2 separate regions of the Homo sapiens genome follow, and region 2 is linked to region 1. Evidence: chromatin loops called from intact Hi-C (ENCODE). Cell type or tissue: heart left ventricle. All regions are shown on one strand. Each heading gives the region's core, and the rest is flanking DNA. Links, peaks and the distances in the headings are about the cores only.

Region 1 (11,227 bases), core at 1,357-9,356:
TGGAGTAATCTCAATATCACTTTTCATCCCCTATCCTTTGTATCATCTTCTTGGCATCTGTTCCTCTGACTTTCTCCTCTCATTCTCTGCTTGCTCCCTTTCTAAAAGGATTTGGCCAGGCACGGTGACTCACACCTGTATTCCGAGTACTTTGAGAGGCTGAGGTGGGAGGATTCCTTGAGGCCAGGAGTTCAAGAACAGTCTGGACAAGATAGTGAGATACCATCTCTACAAAAAATAGCAAATAAAAAAAATTAGCGGGGCATGATGGTGTGCACCTATACTCTCAGCTACTTGGGAGGTTAAGGTAGGAGGATGGCTCGAGCCCAGGAGTTCAAGGCTGCAGTGGAATATGATGCCACCACTGCACTCTAGCAAGGATAACAGAGAGAGACTCTGTAAAATACATAATACTTAAAAAAAAAAAGGATTTGGTTATTCATCACAGTGAAGTAGACCCCAGGAAGAGTCACACCATTTATAAGCATCAGGATCTTAAACTGTATTATGAGCCCTCTTCTCACTTATGTCTATGATACAGGTTGGACACAAGAGAAATTGGGCCTTCAGGCTTCATCTATTTTTCCCTATTTTTCTCCTATTTGTTTACCCTCTTGCGACATGAGTAAACAAATATTTCTCTACTATAAAAAAATTTCATCTATAGTAGCTGATACTCAGCCTCATTGTGGAGGAGACAATGAAGTGTGGTGAATACAACAAGTGCAAGGATATAAGCCCTATGGAAGAGGCACAGGCCTCACTGAGCTCCAGGTGACTTGAGGTCATGTGAAAATGCAGAGCTGCTATATTAGTATCAGATCTCATTTTAATATGAATTCTCCTGATTTATAAAAGTTGATGACTATTTAAAAATTAAAAACACAGCAACATATTATATAGCCCAGTGGGACATATCTATGAGCCAGATTTTCCCCACGGACAACTAGTTTATAAATCTGTTCATGACTCTAGACTCTTATCCTCCTCTTGAGCTCCAGATTCACATTCAACTGCTCCTAAATTTTCACCAAATATCTAAAACTGATCATGCTTAATATATCTAAATCAGAGATTTTACTATTTTCCTTAATTTTTCCTATCTCAGGAAATGGTTCCATTATCAACTTAATAATCACTTAATTGTAACTTTTTTCTATTCTTACCCATAACTCAATCCACCAACAACTTATGTCACTTCTAATACTCAAAAGATAGCTAGAATGCATCTATGTTTCCCTGTCTTCACTACCACTAATCTTTGCTATAATTTTATACTCCTAGATTAATACAATAACCTTTAGATTGGTCTCTCTGCTTTGATTCTTTCTCCTTTTTGATCTACACTCTGTCAGCAGTGGAGAAATATTTGACAATAGTAAGAAAAACAACAGCAACAACATTTTTCCTCCATATATCAGTGACTTCCATTGCTGTTGAAATAAATGCCATAATTTTCTCTATGGCCCACTTCTTAGTAACTCACTATTACCACCATTCACTATTCTTGAGCCACATAAGCCTTCCTTCTGCTATTGAAGAAGTCAAGCTGTTGTACCTCTCAGGATCATGGTGTTCGCTTCTCTCCTGGTGACTGGCTCCTGCTCTATTTCATGTCTCAGCTCAAACGTTTCCGCAGCGAGGCATTTCCTGACCATCCTATCTAAAGTAACCCCCTCCACTCCGTTTCTCTCTGTAACATCGCCCTATTTATTTCATTATTCTATTAATGAATATTGATAAAATTAATATTTACATTGTATTTATATTACAGCTTTATTTCTTTCTTTACCAGCATTAACTCTTCCCAGCCCAGCCCTTTGCAGTGTAAACTCTATGAAGGCAGAGATCTCATCTTTCTGTCTTGTTTGCTATAGTAGCCATAGTATCTAGCCTGGCACGTGGTACTTTCAGAATAAATATTTGCAAGAATAAATGGTTTGAATATCTATGGAAACACACTTAGCATGAGCACCTCACTATTTTGCAATGAGTTTTAAATTTATAGCATGTTCTATGTTATCTGGACCTGCCTACATTCATCATGTCAGTCAGCACCATCCTTCTGCTCTCTTTTGAATGAGTCATGTAACTCCCTCACTCAGTGTCTTCATAGATGTTGTTTCTTCTGCCTTTAGTGATCTCTTAACTCACGCTCCTTTTAGCTAAGTCTTCCTCATTCTGTTATCCCATCAAATCTCAACTGAAAGTTATTTTGTCAGTGAAGCTTTCCCTGCCTGACTTCCATCCCACCTCCTGAGTCTTGCGTAGGTTTCCTCCAAAATGTGTTTTTATGTACCTTAAATTTGTATCTCTATCCAATTTATAATTAACCTATCTTATTGATAGCAGCATTTGTTTACCATCCTTAAGGACCAAGTCTGTCAAATTTACTGCAACCTTATCAGCTTCTTACAAACTTTCTAGAGCAGAATTGAGACTAAATAAGTGTATTAGTCAGGTTTCTCTAAAGGGACAGAACTAATAGGATAGATCAATATATGAAGAGGAGTTTATTAGGAGAATTGACTCACACAGTCACAAGGTGAAGTACCACAATAGGCTGTCTGGACACCGAGGAGCCAGGATGCCAGTCCGACTCCCAAAACCTCAAAAGTAGGGAAGCTGACAGTGAAGTCTTAAGTCTGTGGCCTAAAGCCCGAGAGCCCCTGGCAAATCACTGGTGTAAGTCCAAGAGTCCAAAAGTTGAAGAACTTGCAGTCTGATATTTGATGGCAGGAAGCATCTAACCTGGTAGAAGATGGAGGCCAGAAGACTCATCCAGTCTACTACTTCTATATTCTTATGCCTGCTTTTATTACAGCTGCACTAGCAGCTAATCAGATTGTGCCCGCCCAGATTGAGGGTGAGTCTGCCTTTCCCAGTCCACTGACTCAAATGTTATGTCCTTTGGCAATACCCTCAGACACACCCAGGAACAATACTTTGCATCCTTTCGTCCAATCAGGTTGATACTCAATATTAACCATCACAATAAGTATCCATTATGTGTTTGCAGACAAGAGGCAAATGCAAATTTAGAACTCATGAATCTGTCATTCCTGTTCTCCCACGGTACAATTAATTAACATTAACACAAATCAATTTGTATGACACCGGCTGTTATCCTCACTTACTAATACAGGATATTCATTCTCTGAAAAGTTATCTTCCATTATTTTTTGGAGGTCTTGAGGGATTTGCATGTGTGATCATGAGCCATTTTCATCAGCCATCATGAAGTCGGCTGTTTTGTCTCCTCCTCTTTGACCCATTGCTTTCTTAATATTTGTCACCAGCAGTCATGTGTAGATACCGTGCCACTGTCTTCCAAACTCTCAACAAGACAGACTTCCATTTGTTACCCTTTAATAACATCACCAATCTCTGCCAACCTCCATGCCACTGCTGCTCTGGAAGTGTTGGGTGAAACATTTTGTGTAGACTCACTCTGTTGAGTAACATACAGAAAAAGAGGGAGGGCTCCTTCCTTTCTCCTGAATTATACCTCATGAAATAATAACACCTTGTATTCCAGTGTTCTGAAGATTTTTTAGAGAAGAGTTTGATAATTTATTCATGTTATTTAAATTCATGGCTACCTTTTTTTAAATTGAGGCATAAATCCATGAGGCCCTGAATGAGATACAAGTCTAGAGACTGTTCCATGCTTTTCTCATAATTACTCTACCCTTCTGATAATTGAGGCTTAGACGTGGTTCAAAAACAGATCTCTCTCCAAGGAGAGTCTTTTTACATCCCTTAGACACATACATATCTAGAGAACAATTCTCAACTGTTTTCTGGACTTGGAACACAACTGAGGATTCCCACACCTCCAAATTTCAGTAAGGAAACAGACATGGCAGCCAGGCAGTTTCAGATCTGTGTTCAGGTCTAATGGGAAATGTTTTGCAATTCAAGCATGATGATCCACCTGGCATTGCTGTGTGTTGTGACACTGTACAAAGGCAAAACAATTAGTGTGGTTTTTGCATCACAGATGTGGCAAGGGGCCTAGGGTACAGATATAGCAAATCCATCAAAATCATCAGGGATCCCAGCCAAAACCTCTTTCTTTCTCCTTTTTCCCATACCACCACTGATGATTCCAAGGAATTTCATATGCATATAAATGGAGAAAACACTAGTGTGAGCCTAAGGACTAGGAATGATGAGGAGTCTGTATTTCTGCAGGAAACGTTCTTTCAATGTGCACAGTGACTAAACTTTTCCATTGAAAAAATTTTCCACCCGGATAAATCTGCCACACTTTATGAGCAAATGCAAAACAGGATGATAGACACTGAACAGCCTAGAGACAGCCTGACCTGCCTTTTATTGCCTTCAAGGAGCCAATTTGAGCTCTGAGCAATGAAATGAGTCAGTGCTTGAGAAATGTAGAAACACCAGGTGAAACTTCAGAAGAGGTTTTTTGTTAAAATGCAAAAGGTTTTTTTTTTTTTTTTTTTTTTTTTGGTAAAATCAAAGTCTTATTCTTAGGAAAATTAATAGATACAGAACCACCCTGAGAGCAATTGTTTAATTCAAGGAGAATAAAAATCGTTAAGGAAAGCATAGACTGAAGAAAGACTTTACCATTTCTTAGACTTTGTTTGTAAAGAGGAACCAAAGGGAAGAATGAATATAACTGGAAACAAAAAGCATTGCTGTGAACAACTTACTTTAGCACAGAATTTCTATGTATTACTTTTAAATACTTAAAATTATAGTAAGATTTAAGAAAGTATCCACATAGCAATTACAACTACATGCGTCGCAATGTCTTTGCTGATTTTTATCACATGCAACAGTGCTGTAAGCTAATACTTCATGTCAGTGATGAGAGATTATAAGACAGCATTATTTACAGTAGGTATCATTGTATTTATTCGGATGTGCACAGAAGCTGGGACTCTTGTTGTAATTAAATAGAACTCCCACTAGGGGGGGCAAGAAAATAAAGCTCAAGGCCCTGTGTACAGGCACCTTTCCAACCAAAGGTACGCTAGATACCAGACGAAACTGCTCAGTATTTATTTATTTATTTTTCTTCCTGGTGAATCATTTGCAGCCTGCTTTTCACTGTGGGAAGTTTCTTTCAGATTTATTTTCTCTGGTTTTTCAGCAGCTTTCTTTGGTTGTAAATCCATGCTGTGGTTGAACAGCAAAGCAATATTCCAGCAAGCTCCAACAGGGATATATTTTTCTACAGGATTTTTAAAACCTCGCACACTCAGTTTCAGCACAGCCTTCCCCGGTTCCTTGCCAAAGGTAGCACTCTGGTAACTGAGCCTGAAGCTGATAGAGGGATAAAATTAGATGAGGAGGGACACACTGCTAAGGGAAGCTTTTGGAACTGCTTATTGACTCAGAAAGATAAACCGGGGAAGCAGGCAGGTCAGCACAATAGAATGTAATTAACAAATGCAATTAGCATCAGCGCATAAATCCCTCCCCCTTGACATTCTCCTTTGTATTGCCAAGGCAACCCAGGCAGCCTCCTCCTTTCCCACCTCCTCCATTCCAGCAACTCCAGGCTCCCCGCCCTTCTCACTCACTGACTTTGCCCTTGGAGTTAATTTTAAGTAGGTCGCACCTGGATTAACATGTGTGTGGGTGGAGAATGGGGAAGATGGAGGAGTGAAGGAAAGGTGAGGAGAGGGTTGACCTAGGTTTTGCAGTTGCAATTTTTATTTTTTGCTGGTTTACACTGTTTTTGGAATATAACCCATGCCAGTTTGGGAATATTTTATTACTATTTGTGACCATCAGCTGGTTTGAAAAATGCCTATCTTGTCATCTATCCAGTTTGCAAATGGATAGATGTACACTGAGGCACTTCACTCTGTGCTCTAAGTGTACATATTCTACACTTTGGTGTGTCATTTCAGCTAGTTTTTTGTCAGAGAAACAATGTTTCAAGTTAATTTTCAGAGCCACTAGTAGCCAGAAAAGAAATGAAAAGCACTAATATATATATAATTTATTATATTAATATTTAATGTTGAATATATCTATATAATATGTATATTTGTATATGGGCAGTAGTAATATCTGAGTGAGAGGTGCTGTTGAAGGCAAAAGTGGGTACTTTAATTTTTATTTAAATAGTTTTGTTTTTTATCATTTTAAACAAACACATGATGCTTTTTAAAAACACAAAACTAATCCAAAAATTAAAATAAAATGCCTTTAAAAATAAAGATATTATGATCAGTTGGGAAAAAAAGTTATAGAATATGAATGAAGCAAATAACTCCAATAACTACAGAAACCTTTATTGAATGTTTTCTGAATGCCAGGAAGTATTTAAGCACTTATTTGAGTCGCAAAAAAAAAAAAAAAAAAAGGAAATAAGTATTTTTATCCCATTTGTTTTTCCAGAGAAGGGAGCTGAAAAACAGATAATTTGTCCAATATTTCTTAGCAGTATAAACCACCATGTCATAATGCCTCTCATATTAAAAATTATATTACAATTTGCTCATGACATTATATTAGTTGTATATTCCTTTAAGAGAGAAATTACAGAGGAAAGGTAGGCAGCTTGATAACATTAAACATAATAAACCCTCATGTCAATGTGACTTTGGTGTCCTGAATAATCTTATGGATTTTGGAGTCAGCTAGAAGTGAGCTCACATCCAGGCTTGACCCCTTAGGCTTGGTAGGCTGCAATCTGAGCCTCAGTTTCCACATGTGAAAAATGATCTAGTAATAGGCATCTCTCTTCCCATGTGCCCACTTCCCTTTAGGACCTCATTTCACCCACACCCACCACCACCCTGATTTTAGATACTGTCTTCTTTTTGATGAGGAAGGAAAGACCTGATAAACTCATTCAGATAATACTTTAGTTTCATAATGCCTTCTCTAGAGTATTGGCACTAGTTAAAAAGATCCAACCAGGAGTAAAAATACTTATACCAAAGGCATGGTTTATTTATGAAATATTGTGCCTTCCCTAGAGTATTGACACTATTTAAAAAGATCCAACCAGAAGTTAAAATACTTATACCAAAGGCATGGTTTATTTATGAAATATTGTGGGGATGAGATCCTTAATGCAGCTACACCCTGATTTGTACTCTCTTAATTATTTGCATTTTCTATTTGTTCTGTGGTAAGCAGGTCCCAAAGTTAAAGGAAGCTGAGAGGCTGGAAAAAGAGAATGACAAGTCTAGTTTATGAGAAATAAACATTTAATAGAGACTTATGAATAGCAGCCATAGACTTGGGCAGCGGTGAGATACGACGATCTGCCTCACTATCCCCGAGACTCAGGGCTTATATACTATAGGGAAAGGGATATGTACAGCAATTGCTTAAGGGCTAAATTTATGGTACATACACTAACGTCAAAGTTGTTTTGACCTAAGGGCAGGAATTACAATAAGTAGTACATGCTGTTGCACGAGGAACAAGGGATAGAATAGAAATCTTAGAGGCATTCCTGGAACTGAGGTTAATCAGAAGTCAACATGGTGAGGCAGGGCAAGGTGGCTGACGCCTGTAATCCCAGCATCTTGGGAGGCCGAGGTGGGAGGATCACTTAAGCCCAGGAGTTTGAGACTAGCCTGGACAACACAGGGAGACCCAATCTCTAAAATATTAAAAAATAAGAAGAAGTCAGCATGGCAGATTAACATCCAAGATGGAGTTGCTTTAGCCTCCCCACTACCTAGGACTTAAATGTAGTTTTCCAAATTAGTCATATATGTATAGCACATGCAGAGATTTAGAAATGCTGGGAGACTTTGCAGCACACTTCACATAAACGCAAAGCCTTTCCATAAGGACAAGTTCACGTGGATGACGCAGCCACAAATCAGGCCCCTCAAATTTTTCAGCTGCTTTTTCCTCTAGAGGCTATTTTATGAGGAAAAATTATATATCGAAGACTCCTGTTTCATTTTATATGGTGCCCTTGAATGTGAGGTTTAAATGGCTTATATAACTCAAAGAAAAACCTGCTGTCCTCAATGCAGACTCTGGACTTGAGAAGTAAACAGCTATTAGTCCAAAAGGGACCCATATCGCTTTCCTGGGTAGGATACCTGCTTCCAGACTCCAGGAATCGGAAACTTTCCTTCAGCTATGTTCAGGCTACCACTTGTTAAACACCAAAAACAACGTGTTAAACACCCAGGAAAAAAAAAAAAAAAAAAGTAAGTGGGACCTTCTGTGCAGACAGGGAATTTGGTTGTATGCCCCAGCTGCTTGGTTGGTGCCACAGGGTTTGGCAACTTCCTGAGAACAGATTGTAGGAGAGGAAAGTTTGAATCTGGAAGGGACCCTCCCACACACACGCTTGGGAATCCATCTTTTTAGCTGGCATTTTCAGTGAATATTAACATGACTAAGGGAATAATATCTCGACTTATTAGAAAATGGTAGCCAAATGGGGTAGAGCTAGAGGGTTTTCTGTCCATGAGAATGATTTTGGCTTCACCTAAAAGAAAACTTCAACTCAAAATGTCTCAAATGATTAAGAAAATGTATTATTTCACATTGTAAGGAGCTTGGCAATAAGCCGATTCAAGGGTGGAATGAATGAGTGAACAACAATGTAATCAAGGACAGAGTTTCTCGCTGGCGTTCCCTTCTGCCATCCTCACAACGTTGGCTTAGATCCTTGGCTTTGTCCCCTGGCTTTGTCCCCTTATGAACACAATATGGCCTTGCACTTCCAAGAGTCGCATCCTCAAACAAAACATCCAATGTTCCAAAGCAGGAGCAGGGGGCGGTGTGTGGGGAGGAGAGTGCGACCTCCTTGTACACTTTTGAAAAGCCTGGGAACCCTCCTGGCAGCTGCTTCAATTGACTTGCCTCTCACCTCTCATGGGCCCGCATCATGTTCCTATTTCTGAATCAGTCATTGGCAAGGAGAATGCCAGTACTGTGACTGGAATAGAATAATTAAGGTCCATCCCTGCCTTATCCTGAGATAATAGCCACATCTCTGGAACCAAAGCAGTTCCATTAGCAAGGAAGTAGATGAATGTCAGCCAATGTTGTCTGGGCAAGGGCCAGTGAGCATGTTTCAGAGACAACCTAGGAAGTTAATTACAAATTATCTCCTCTGCTGTAACTCTGATCTGTTAACCTTGAACCTTGAATGATATCTGGACAACCTTTTTTCATTTAGCTGTGAGCCTTACAGGAAAGGCCTGTGGCACACCTGAGCCAGAAAGGTAAGCGGAAAGTGGCATAACCTGGAACCTTCAATGTCATGGCAGCTGTGCTTAGTAGATCCACAAGAGAAAAAAGAATCTGGGGCTAGGAGTTGGGGCTTCGAGATCCATCTGCTCTTTCTCAAGTGGATATTTCTGTCCCAATTTTCTCCTTGGAGGATCCATTTGCTCATTCAACAGATTTTATATGAACATCTAGCATATAATCAGGCTTAGTTCCAGGCACTAGGGATACATCAGCAAACAAAACAGAAGTCCATGTCCATGGTGCTTATGTTTTAGTTAGGTTAGTGGGGAAAGAAACACTGAAAAACAAAATAAACAAGGAAATCGTTTAGTACATTGAAAGGTTATAAGCCCTATGGGGAAAAAAAAAAAAAAAAGCTGAGAAAGGAGCAGAGGGGACTGGGAAGTGGGCAATTTTAAACACGGTAGTCAAAAACAATGACACTGCGAAATAGCATTTGAGAAAAGTCTTGAAAGAGGTGGGGGAGTGACCCATGCAAATGTAGTTGTGAGAAGAGCATTCCAGGGAGTAGAAACAACGCATACAGGCCCCACAGTGTGGGGATGCTGGTGCCTCCCAGTAACAGGAAAGAGACCAGTGAGGCTTGGGGGACAGACTTTGCCTATAAGAGCCACAGCAAAATGAAACAAGGTTGTCAAGAGGCCTGGCTTTTGTCAGTCTAAATTTTTAGGGCACCAGCCACTGAATCTAAGATGGGTAGAAGAAAAAGAGAAAAAAATACCCTTTTTATGGGTCATATTTCTATAGTGATTGGGTCCTCCAGGGCAAAATGGGTTGAGCACTTGCCTCCAATCCTGACTCTGTTAGTAGCTCACTTTCTCACCTTGGGCCAAGCCACGTCATCTTTCTGGATCTCATTCTGTTTCTTTTATAAAAGTAAAGTGCCTTCACCAGATTATCTGAGGTTCGTTTCAGATTCAACATTCTATGATTCTTTGTGTCTATTATCTGATAGAGCCAACAGCTCACTCTTCAAATGTAATTGAGAATAATTGTAAAAATGTCACACGAAAGATGGTCAAAACGACTTTCTAAATGTGTTTGGGAACGATTTTAATTCAGAAATGAAGGCAGAATTATTTTAAGGTATTATTAGTATATAAATCATAGATATTTCTAAAGGTCCAAATATTTGAGCATCGGAAATAATTGTTTACGAGTAAGATAATATCAAGTGAGATAGTATATTTTTGTAAGTTTGAATGAATTGCAACGTTTCCTTCCCTCAAGAGAAGAGTCTTCTATTGGTCTTTGTAGCTTGGTTATAAACCATTTAAGAAACGTCAATTAAAACCAAAGGTATGCCTCAGTAAAAGTTACAGAAAATATCATACCAAATAAGTTGATTGTTGACAGATTCCCAAGTCTGCATTATCCATCCATTTATTTCAATAACATTTATTTTTAAATTAATCCATGATTTAAATTTGTTGAGCATGAAGCCTTTATTCTATGGCCCAAATCACCCTTCAATGAGTCATTTCAAATAGTCATTCAAAATAAAGCCATTCAAATAGTCATTTCAAAAAAGTCCTCTCAAAGGGTCTTATTACAAATTTTGTGGGAAACTGAGATTCTTGTATAAATTATTCTCATAGGTTGACTGTTCAAAAGCTGTTAATTATTTCATTCACTCAGTAGACATGTAAAGAGCCTATTATGTGCTAGGCACTACTTTGCTTCTTGGAGACAGAGCTATAAAAATAGTTCCTCGGCCTATAGAACTTTACTTTTAGTTTATTCATGTTTATCTTTTACATGTGAAATGGAATAACTTAGAAGAAACTAGGGCGCAATATTGAGTATTTAGAGATATAATTCTTAAACAAACGTTGCTGCCTCATATGTTTAACTTCAATTATTAAATATTGCTTGCAATTTTTTTAGTTTTTAACTCTTAGTAGTGCTGCCTGGCACTGATAAGTAAGCTGGAATTTTTAATAGCTTTTCATAGATGAAGGATTTTTCAACTAGAACAAAAAAGCGTACTTGTTTGTTTCAA
Region 2 (9,520 bases), core at 1-8,000, 280 kb after region 1:
CCACACATGAGCTGAAGAGGCCAAGATTCTCCCCTGCATAGAGCATGAATTTCTGGTAGCTCCACCCCATTTTTCCAGTGCACATGTGAGCCCTTAGTCTGAGCCACCCCACACTGATTTATTTCCCTTACTGAGCATGTGTTATGGGACAGAATTTTTCACCATGGGCGTGTTTAGACAGGCCTCCTGTGCACAGTGACCTGGGCAGGTTGGAGGTTCTCCGGGGACCTTCCCTTACCTGCCTAGACATTTGTCTGTGTCCTGCCTCTATCGTTAGATATTAAAGTTCATTTTTCCTTTTGGTTGGTTATTTTTCTGGCTTTCATCGTTAAATTACAGGCAGCGATTTTAATGAGCATCGACATGGGTTCTGAAAGGCTCTGTAAAGAGCATACACTTGGGACTTGGCATATTTTTCCTTCAAAAGAGCAGATAAATTCTTTGCCCCTTATCAGTTAGGTGGTGAGTGGAAGTATTAGAATTTGAAACACAATTGCTTTATTCTGAACTCTTTGTTTTTGTTTGTTTTGTTTGTTTGTTATGTTACCAAGTTAAAGTCTTGGCTTGAAAGAGCTGTTTTAAGGTATAATTATGGTCCAAAAGCAGATCCAGAGAAAAACTTTCACCAATTTCTAGTCCTTTACTACTTCTGGAAGTTCACATTTTATTACCAGCTTTTAAAGCAGCAACAAGGACAACAATGAACCATGCATGGTTTGTTAAATGCATATGAAAACATGTGAAGTAATGTGGCTTTGAGGCTTCTTCTTCAAATATTGTTTCAAATTATGAATTTTTAAAATGGATATTCTTTACACAAAAATTTATTTAATTACATACAATGTTTACTATGTGCCAGATGTCATTCAGATGCTTTAAAAATAGTAAATAATATGTTCCTCCTAACAAATCAAGAAGTAGGTGCTATTATTCTAATTTTATAGATGAAGAAATTGAGGCACAGAGAGCTTAAATTGTCCACAGTGACACAGCTTGTGTTGGATTCAAGAGTTGATCCAGGTAGTCTGACTTCAAAGACCATGCCCCTTATCATCTGTTATGTTGCTAAACAAAATACTGATTATGGAAGACCTAGGAACAGAAGGAAGCGCTACCATAAGTAACTTTGCTTCTAACCACAATGCTTGTGAATATTTTCATCCCACAGACTTCCTGCAACTTTGCAATAAAATCAACTCCTGGTTCCTCATGGGCCTTCATACATGTTGAAGATTAGCTATCAATTTTGGTCACTCACCCAAATGAATGTGGAATACTTCTCTTTAATAGGTCATCTCTAAGGAGCTCTCTTAGTAAGAGTAGGTGTTCCTTTTCAAGGAAACTATTTGGATCCCATGTCTGACTGTTGGCCTAATCGCCATGTTTTTAAGTGTTGGCTGAATTCATTGTAGCAAATTGCTTTTTTGGAAGTACTTCTCCTACCTGAGGCTATTCTTCACATTTTTTATATTACTCAGAGTTTTTAGTTATATAGTTCACTCTACTACTAGAATTGACAATATTCTTTTTTTTTTTTTTTTTGAGACGGAGTCTCACTCTATCGCCAGGCCGGAGTGTAGTGGCACAATCTCAGCTGACTGCAACCTCCACCTCCCGGGCTAGAATTGACAATATTCTATGGTGGTGGTAGTAATTTATGAAATATAGAAGAAAATGAAGTCTTTTTACTGCCAGCAAAATAAATATCTGAAGTGTCCTTGTGAGAATCAATAAGCAAAGTGAAACTAAATAAAAAAGTTAGATTAAGGTATAGGCAGAATCTTGGGACTATTGATAAATAAAGTGTTTGGTTTTATTGCCTGAGATTCTATTAGGTAAAAAGCAAACATCGTATGTAAACTTAATTGGCACATGATCAAATCTATAAAAATTTACTATGTCTAATGATATTCCTGAATGTCACATTTAATATTAGGTTTGTCCCAAATAATACAATAATAAATTCGGTCAATCTCCATGTCTTTCCCCCAGTATTATTACATAGGAAAAACAAACTTTCTATTCCAAAGTTAATTTTATTCTTACCTGCCAGCAATGTGAACAAAACTAAGAGCATCAGCCAGCCAAATTTCCTCTTGCATCTCAGCACATTAAACTGGGTAAAAAAAAAAAAAAAAAAAAAAAAAAAAATTGGCCTTCAAGGGCTACCTATAAAGCCCATCCCTTGCACTCTCTTGATCTGGACATATGTGGCTTTATTCCAGCCTCTTCTCTGTAGGTCTTCTAGTCCTTTCAAATGCCCTACTGGATAGAACCCAAGACCACTCCACTGGCCTTCTCCTCCATGTGGTCTACATCTGTTTCCCAGAAAATACTCATGCACCATTGTTCCTGCAGTCCAAAACGAGGAGTTTTGGCCAACTTAAAATAGTACCATTTTCTTGCCTTTGTCCCCAAAGCACCCATGTGCTTGTCCTCAATTTCCTAGGCAGAGTCAAATCCTGGTGCACTGCCTTCATCTGCAAGGAGAAACCAAGCTCTTCACTATGGCTCCTGTGAAACGCTCTCATTAAGCTTGAGGTTGGAAGTTGTCTTCCATCACCATTTCCGCTAATGGGCATGGAGAACCTTAACACCACCACAATTCTCTCCAAATAAATGTCTAATCATTTATATAGTTCTGCAATGAGTATCAGAGAGTAAGATCTTAAAATATGTTTCTTTGGAAAGTCTGCGTATGAAGTTTTAGGTTTATCAATAGAGCTTGGCATTTAGTTGAAACATTAAGGTTAACCTCTTTTTACATTGTCAAAAGCGATAATCACCATTAGTGACAAGCAAAAAATATGGAAAATTCCTTTCTCTCTGAGTGCCTGCTGTGTTTATATGACTCTGTATTGGCTTGTTCACAGTGATCGCCTGATTTAATCACTGCAACAACTATGTGGGGTGGGATTATTATTCCCAGTTTAGAGAGGAGCAAACTAAGTTTCAAACAGTACATTTTTCAAGGCATTACAGATACTGTGGAAATAGAAATATCTAACTAGAAACTTCTTCCTCTTCCTGCTATGCCATCACAGGTAAGACAAACATATCCCATTGCCAGTGTTAGCCCAGGACGGCCCACCCTATTTCTCAAATAGGCACTTTCCATTTGTTAAACTTGGATATAAAAATGGTTTGAGGTCATTTCTACTTCTAATGATTTTGAACACAGCACAGAATTTTAACATTTGGTTGGATCTTAAAATACATGTTTACATTTTTTTTTTCCAGACAATAGATTTTGAAGGTTTCAAACTATTCATGAAGACATTCCTGGAAGCCGAGCTTCCTGATGATTTCACTGCACACCTTTTCATGTCATTTAGCAACAAGTTTCCTCATTCTAGTCCAATGGTAAAAAGTAAGCCTGCTCTCCTATCAGGCGGTAAGTTTACTTACTTTAAACATTTATATAGTACAAATTTCAAAGGCTAAATAAATATCTAGTTATCATAAAAGATGAATGATGATTTGCATAAAAATTGTTTTGTTACAGGGTTTAGACTTTTACAATAAGATTGTGTGACTCATTTAAAATGTTTCCAGTAAAATTATAGCTAATTAGAGAAAATATAATTTATCCTTATCTATCACTTGCTTTAGAATTCTATGTATAGGTAATAATTTGAAGACATATTTCCATCAAATTTGGAAAACTGCTCTTGTTAAATAACTAGATACGTATAGATTGCTGAGTATTTGAAAATGTGGTCACAAAGCAACTATATCTAAAAAGGTATAATATTTAATATCTATTTTGCTAATTGCCAATATACTTTCACATGTTTAGATTTGTAAGCTCAGAACAGAGATTTGATTTTTCTTTTAGATACTGTAAATTTGTGTCACCGTAGAGATGGTGATTCTCTCATTATGGGTAGCTTTTTAGAGATGCATACTTACATTAATACCTGTTGTATCAATCTCCCTCCAGTCAAGAAAACAGAGATTTCACTGTATTACCCAATGTAAAACAGTGTAATTGGTTAAGCTGTTTCAAAGGATTGAAAAAGCAAAAAGAGAAGACAGGTGATGTAGATAGACTCAAGGAAACATGTGCTGCCCTTAGATGGCAGTAATCACCACCTAGAAGCCCTGAGGAAAGGATTCCTTGGAGCTAGGATGAAATTCTGAGGTGAGGGGTTGCCTAGCAAACCTAGCCCTTGGACTTTTGTGGAAGTGATACTTCCTGGCTGCCTCTGGTAACTGGGGAATTCAAGACTAGTCTATAGCCCAGGAACTCAGACCTCTGAGGAGGGTGCATCACCGTGGCCTGTCCCAGATTGCTTAGCAGGGAGCTCATTGTGCTTTTGTTGGTGTGGACATGAGCTAGAGACTAGAGCCTACACTGCTTTAGAGTCTGCAGGTAGAGACAACATGCTACCGCCACCGGGCTGAAACGCTGCAGAGATTCAACAGGAGCAGCAGGTTCTCTTGCTGGGTCCAGCCCCTTCTCCCGCGACTCCCCACCCCACCGCCCCAACCCCTGTGCCTTCTCGTCTCTCTCTAGCGCCCTCTATGGATAGAACAGGAATCCACTGGCAATGAAGAAATGTCTTCAGCAGTGTTTCTCACTCTTTGATCACAGGACTCTGTGAACTCTTAAAAATTGAAGACCTGAAGGAACTTATGTTTATGTGGATGATATCTATTGATATTTGCCATATTAAAGATGGGACATTCCAAAAATAACAAGAATCAAACCACTACCTGTTAACAAAAAATAACCCATTATTATGAAAAATAACTATTTTCAAAAACAAACAAAAAATAGTAAGAAGGGTAGCATTGTTTTGCATAATTGCAAATCTCTTTAATGCCTGGCTTCATGGAAGACAGCTGGGTAAATTACATCTGGTGCTATGTTTCTGTTACTGGATCATATGTCATATAGCCTCTTGAAAACTTCACTGTACATTCAAAAGAGAATAAGAGTAAGAAAAGCAAATAATATCTTAATACCGTTATGAAAATTATTTTGACCTTAAAAATCTCCTGCAAGGAGCTCAGGGATCCCAGGAGAGCCACAAGTCTAGCGAGTCCCAGCTCTAGTATCACAAAGTAGAATATAGAATTGTTGGTATAGAGGCCGGACACGGTGGATCATGCCTGTAATCCCAGCACTTTCGGAGGCTGAGGTGGACAGATCACAAGGTCAGGAGTTTGAGACCAGCCTGGCCAACATGGTGAAACCCCGTCTCTACTAAAAATACAAAAAAAAAAATTAGCCGGGCATGGTGGCAGGCGCCTGTAATCCCAGCTACTTGGGAGGCTGAAACAGGAGAATCACTTGAACCCAGGAAGCAGAGGTTGCAGTAAGCCGAGATCGCATCACTGCACTCCAGGCTGGCAACAGAGCGAGACTCCATTTCACACACCACACACACACACACACACACACACACGTGTTGGTATAGAGATAAGTTCAATAATGGACATTCTGATAAATAAAAATGCAAGAACATGTAATTAAGAAATAGATGGTTGAGCCATAAATGAAACTTAGACAATATGATGAAGAGTCCATAATATTAAGCCTTATGTTGTACTGCTTCCCTTCCTTTCTTCCTTCCTTCTTTCCTTCCTTTCTTCCTTCCCTCCTTCCTTCCTTCCCTCCTTCCCTCCCTCTCTCCCTTCTTTCTTTCTTCCTTTCTTTCTTTCTTTCTTTCTTTCTTCTTTATTTCTTTCTTCTTTATTTCTTTCTCTTTCTCTCTTTCATTCTTTCGTTCTTTTGTTCTTTCTTTCTTTCTGACACAGGGTCTCAGGCTTGAGTGCAGTGGCATGATCTTGGCTCACTGCAACCTCTGCCTTCTGGATTCAAGAGATCCTCCTGCCCCAACCTCCCAAGTAGTTGGGAACTACAGGAGCATGCCAAAATGCCCAGCCAATTTTTGTATTTTTAGTAGAGATAGGGTTTTACCATGTTGACCAGGCTGGTCTCGAATGCCTGGCCTCAAGCAATCTGCCCGCCTCAGCCTCCCGAAGTGCTGAGATTACAGGCATGAGCCATGGCGTCTGGCCTTCCCATCTATTAATGATGTAACTTATTTTTCATAAAGTAATCACATGTTGATAGAAGCTTTTTTAAAGCAAGTGTACATATTCCACATGATAGCCCTTTAAGATGTATGGTGACTAATATGTTTATCATCATTTTTCTCTTCTTAGAAAATATTTTTAGATTCTTAAATAATTCTCTTTCAATCATGAATTGAGAGGCCTCACCGCACTTGCTGTTTTTCTCGGAATGAGTTTCAGTGGATCTATTCTTAATGTGTAGTATTACAGTTTAATAGTGTTTTGGGTTGGACATTTTAAAATGATTCTAGAAATTAAAACTTCCTTGTTCTCTGCTGCATGCTATAAATGTATCACACACATACCTTAAATTGAATTAAATAAGAAAGTTGTCCTGTATTTAATTCTATAAGATACAATATTGTCCTTGAGTTTTGAGAAAGAAGAGAAAATATTTCTGGATAATGTTGTCTGTCTAAATAACTGTATCACATATGGAAGAAAGAGAACAATTCTGATAAATTAGGTGATTTTGTAAGAAATTCAAACCTAAAACTTCCTTTTCTTCTAATAGCCTATATTATCTACTGAATAGAAGATGCCAGATTTATTAGGGGTAAAAATCAAATCAGGTTTCAAAATGGAAAAAAAAAGGAAAAACAGATTGTACTTGAATTTGGGAAAATTACGCATTCTACACAGACTACATGAAAGGAATATGGGCTATGTAGTCCTCATGCAGCAATGATTAATTAAACTCTGATTCCTTTTCAAAGCTTGGCCTCCACATTTTACAACTAAGTACATAGTGTCTTGTCCAGGACTATATCTAACCCTATTTTTTTTTCAGACCCACCTTTGATAGTTATTTTTTTTTTTCCTGAGGAAGAAGGAACAATAGACAACAATAAAATTTTCAAGGCTGAAGTAGCCTTGACTCAGAAACTGACAAAAGAAATGCCTTTCCATTCATAGAATCTTGCTTTGCAATAATCTGTTATCTAATGTATAACGAGGTGTTTTTGTGGCTGAAAAATAACAGACTTTTGAACAGAGAGGGGCTACAATCTGGTTTGGTTTATGCTGTTATAGTTCACCATATTTCATTACCACAGTTCCAGCAGGAATAGAGTAGGTAGTCTTTTACTCTATACAGCAACTAAAAAATAAGGGCTTCTCAAGAAAAAACAAAACTGAAAAGGAAAAAAAATTATGCTCACTACTGAATGATAATCAATTACAGGATACATAGTAAAAGCAAAACATTTAGTTTTTATAGAATAAAAATTTAAAAATAATTATAAATAGGCATAAAGGTTGTATGTATTTATACATATGCATATGTATAGCTGGGTTTTGTTTGACTGTAATATGTAATGATCCATTTGGCATTTCATGAAGAAGATGACTTATTTTTGTAATATAATTTGTTGTAATATAAGTGCCTCTTATCACCTATTTAAAAATGATGTCACTACTACTGTTTCCATATTTGACTTTTGATTTTTGAAGATATCGCTAATGCATTATCTCTCCAGCTTTTTCATACCACTTCTGTGTCATTGCAAATGTCAGGTCTCTAATCTCTCGTCTCTGCCAGTTCAATGACCAATTTCTGATATTGCTTCCATCCTTGGGGCCCACCATTTGTTAATTTCCTTCTTTATACACTTTTAAAATCAGTTGGAATCTTTCTTTTTCTACAACATGGTTGCAGAAAGATGGTTGAGGCTCACAACCTCAACCGTCAATCAAAATTGTCATCTCCCATATCAGTCCCTACAACTTGAACACTCAACATAACCTAAGAGAAATTTAATAAATATGCAGATATCTGTCACTATAAATTCCTACTACCCGATGTTTATATGACCTTAACACTTCTTCAGTTTTTTTAAAACAATGTAAAAATTATTTATTATTGGCACTGTATCCGAGATCAATTATGTTGATTTTTTAAACTTTTTAAAGTTTATCTAAATGTCTTCTCATTTCAACACATGACTTTTTTTGCATCATATAACAAATTGGCACTGTCAGACATAACGTACCTCAATTACTCCCCACACAACCTACACAGCTCACAAATAATATTTACGTACTGTATTTTAGATGGAACACTTTGTCTGGATGTCCAAATCTTTCAAACAGTTAGATACCAAACTAACTGTGTTTGAAAGTTCATTAATTAGATTCTGCACAAACCTGCTACTATTCCTACCTTCTATTTTGGTGAATAGCATCCAAGAATCTATCCACTTCCCAGTCCTAAAATACTGGAATCCTCCCACCTTCCGCTGCGTCACTTCCCATATTTAGTTAATCACAAAATACTCTCTAGTACTCATTGTAACTGCTTCTTCCCAAACGTTCTGCCAGTGTCATAGTTTAATTCATCATAAACTATCAATTAGCAGGCTCTCAGAGCAGGCCCTGACTTCCCATCTCCAAAACGTTCTTTCAAACAGAAGCCTGATTATATTACTCCTGGGTTTCTAAATTTCAGGCCTTCACTGTCAACTGTCAGAGCATTTTTTAATTAAACTTATTTTTCAAGCAAACTTAAATCCTCAATATGTAAAGCTAGCTAAAGCAGAGTTGCTTTAGTGAAGGGCATGGGTGCTGGAGATACATGAGTACATGGAGTTGCAGTCATCCCCACCTTTTGAGACATTCATTCCCACCTGAAGTAACCTTTATGAGACTCCAGGATCCAGAGTCACAGTGAAGAAGGTGATAAAATCAGAGTTCCATGGCCATGAAGCACCATGTCACGTAGGCTATAGCATCTGCCTACAGCCCTATTCGCTCCATCTCCCTGCCCTATGCACCCCATATCCAACTATTTGCTGTGACTTAAACCTGCTTTTCTCACTCAGGACTGAGTTTTCTTACATAATGTTTCTTTGCCCTTATCGCATGAAAACCCAATGCTTCCTTAAAGCCTCAGCTAAAGTGTCAGTCTTAATTAAATAGCACGCGGTGTGTTCCATACTAGGAATTCAATGATTAATAAGATGGCACACCTGGAGTGTGCAACTGGGAAGAAACCCTGGCACTCTGGTACTTTTACAAGACACCATTTGTCCCTTGTAGCATCCCTGTCCCTTCTCCATCGCCACCCATGCCAACTCCAACCATTTAGTATTCATTAACTGAATTAACTGCCTTCAGAGAAATTACCTTTCTTTACATATAAGATAGCAATCAACAGCAATTATTAGTAACTGTTAGTTTCTTTAATAATATAGTAATTAAAATAGGACGTAATATAGTATATTAACTCATTTAAACACTCATACTGTTTGTTTCTGTTGGACTACACAATGTCCAAAATGTTGCATCTGTAATAGAAAATGTCTGGTACTTGTTGCAGGTCAGCGTAACAGTTTTTGTTGTTGTTTCTTCCTAATTGTTTTATAAGAAAGAAAGAGAAGATTTTCCTAGCCCCCTTTAAATAATAATAGGCACTCAATTGATAGGTGTGCCATTT

What was found. Hi-C counts contacts between places; a loop is a spot of excess contacts. Peaks named below come from ENCODE experiments on the same cell type or tissue, not always from the same donor. Only the 100,000 strongest peaks of a DNase experiment are listed, where the experiment ranks them.
Region 2: a loop joins it to region 1, with 4 times the contacts of the local background. A loop is called at or near these places in 9 of 110 quality-filtered maps.

The regions. Positions count from the first base shown.
Region 1 is chr7:15,009,994-15,021,220 of GRCh38, reverse strand. No RefSeq gene overlaps it. Among named protein-coding and RNA genes, the nearest start is that of DGKB, 110 kb to the right of the region's middle. In heart left ventricle, for the core only: a CTCF peak has its summit at 4,947 (motif pointing right); no DNase peak of the experiment used is centred there; H3K4me3 peaks cover 777 bases; H3K27ac peaks cover 1,223 bases.
Region 2 is chr7:14,729,915-14,739,434 of GRCh38, reverse strand. It overlaps DGKB (diacylglycerol kinase beta), which reads left to right. Exons shown (of 26, transcript NM_001350709.2): 5 at 3,241-3,394. Among named protein-coding and RNA genes, the nearest start is that of DGKB, 170 kb to the left of the region's middle. In heart left ventricle, for the core only: a CTCF peak has its summit at 4,529; no DNase peak of the experiment used is centred there.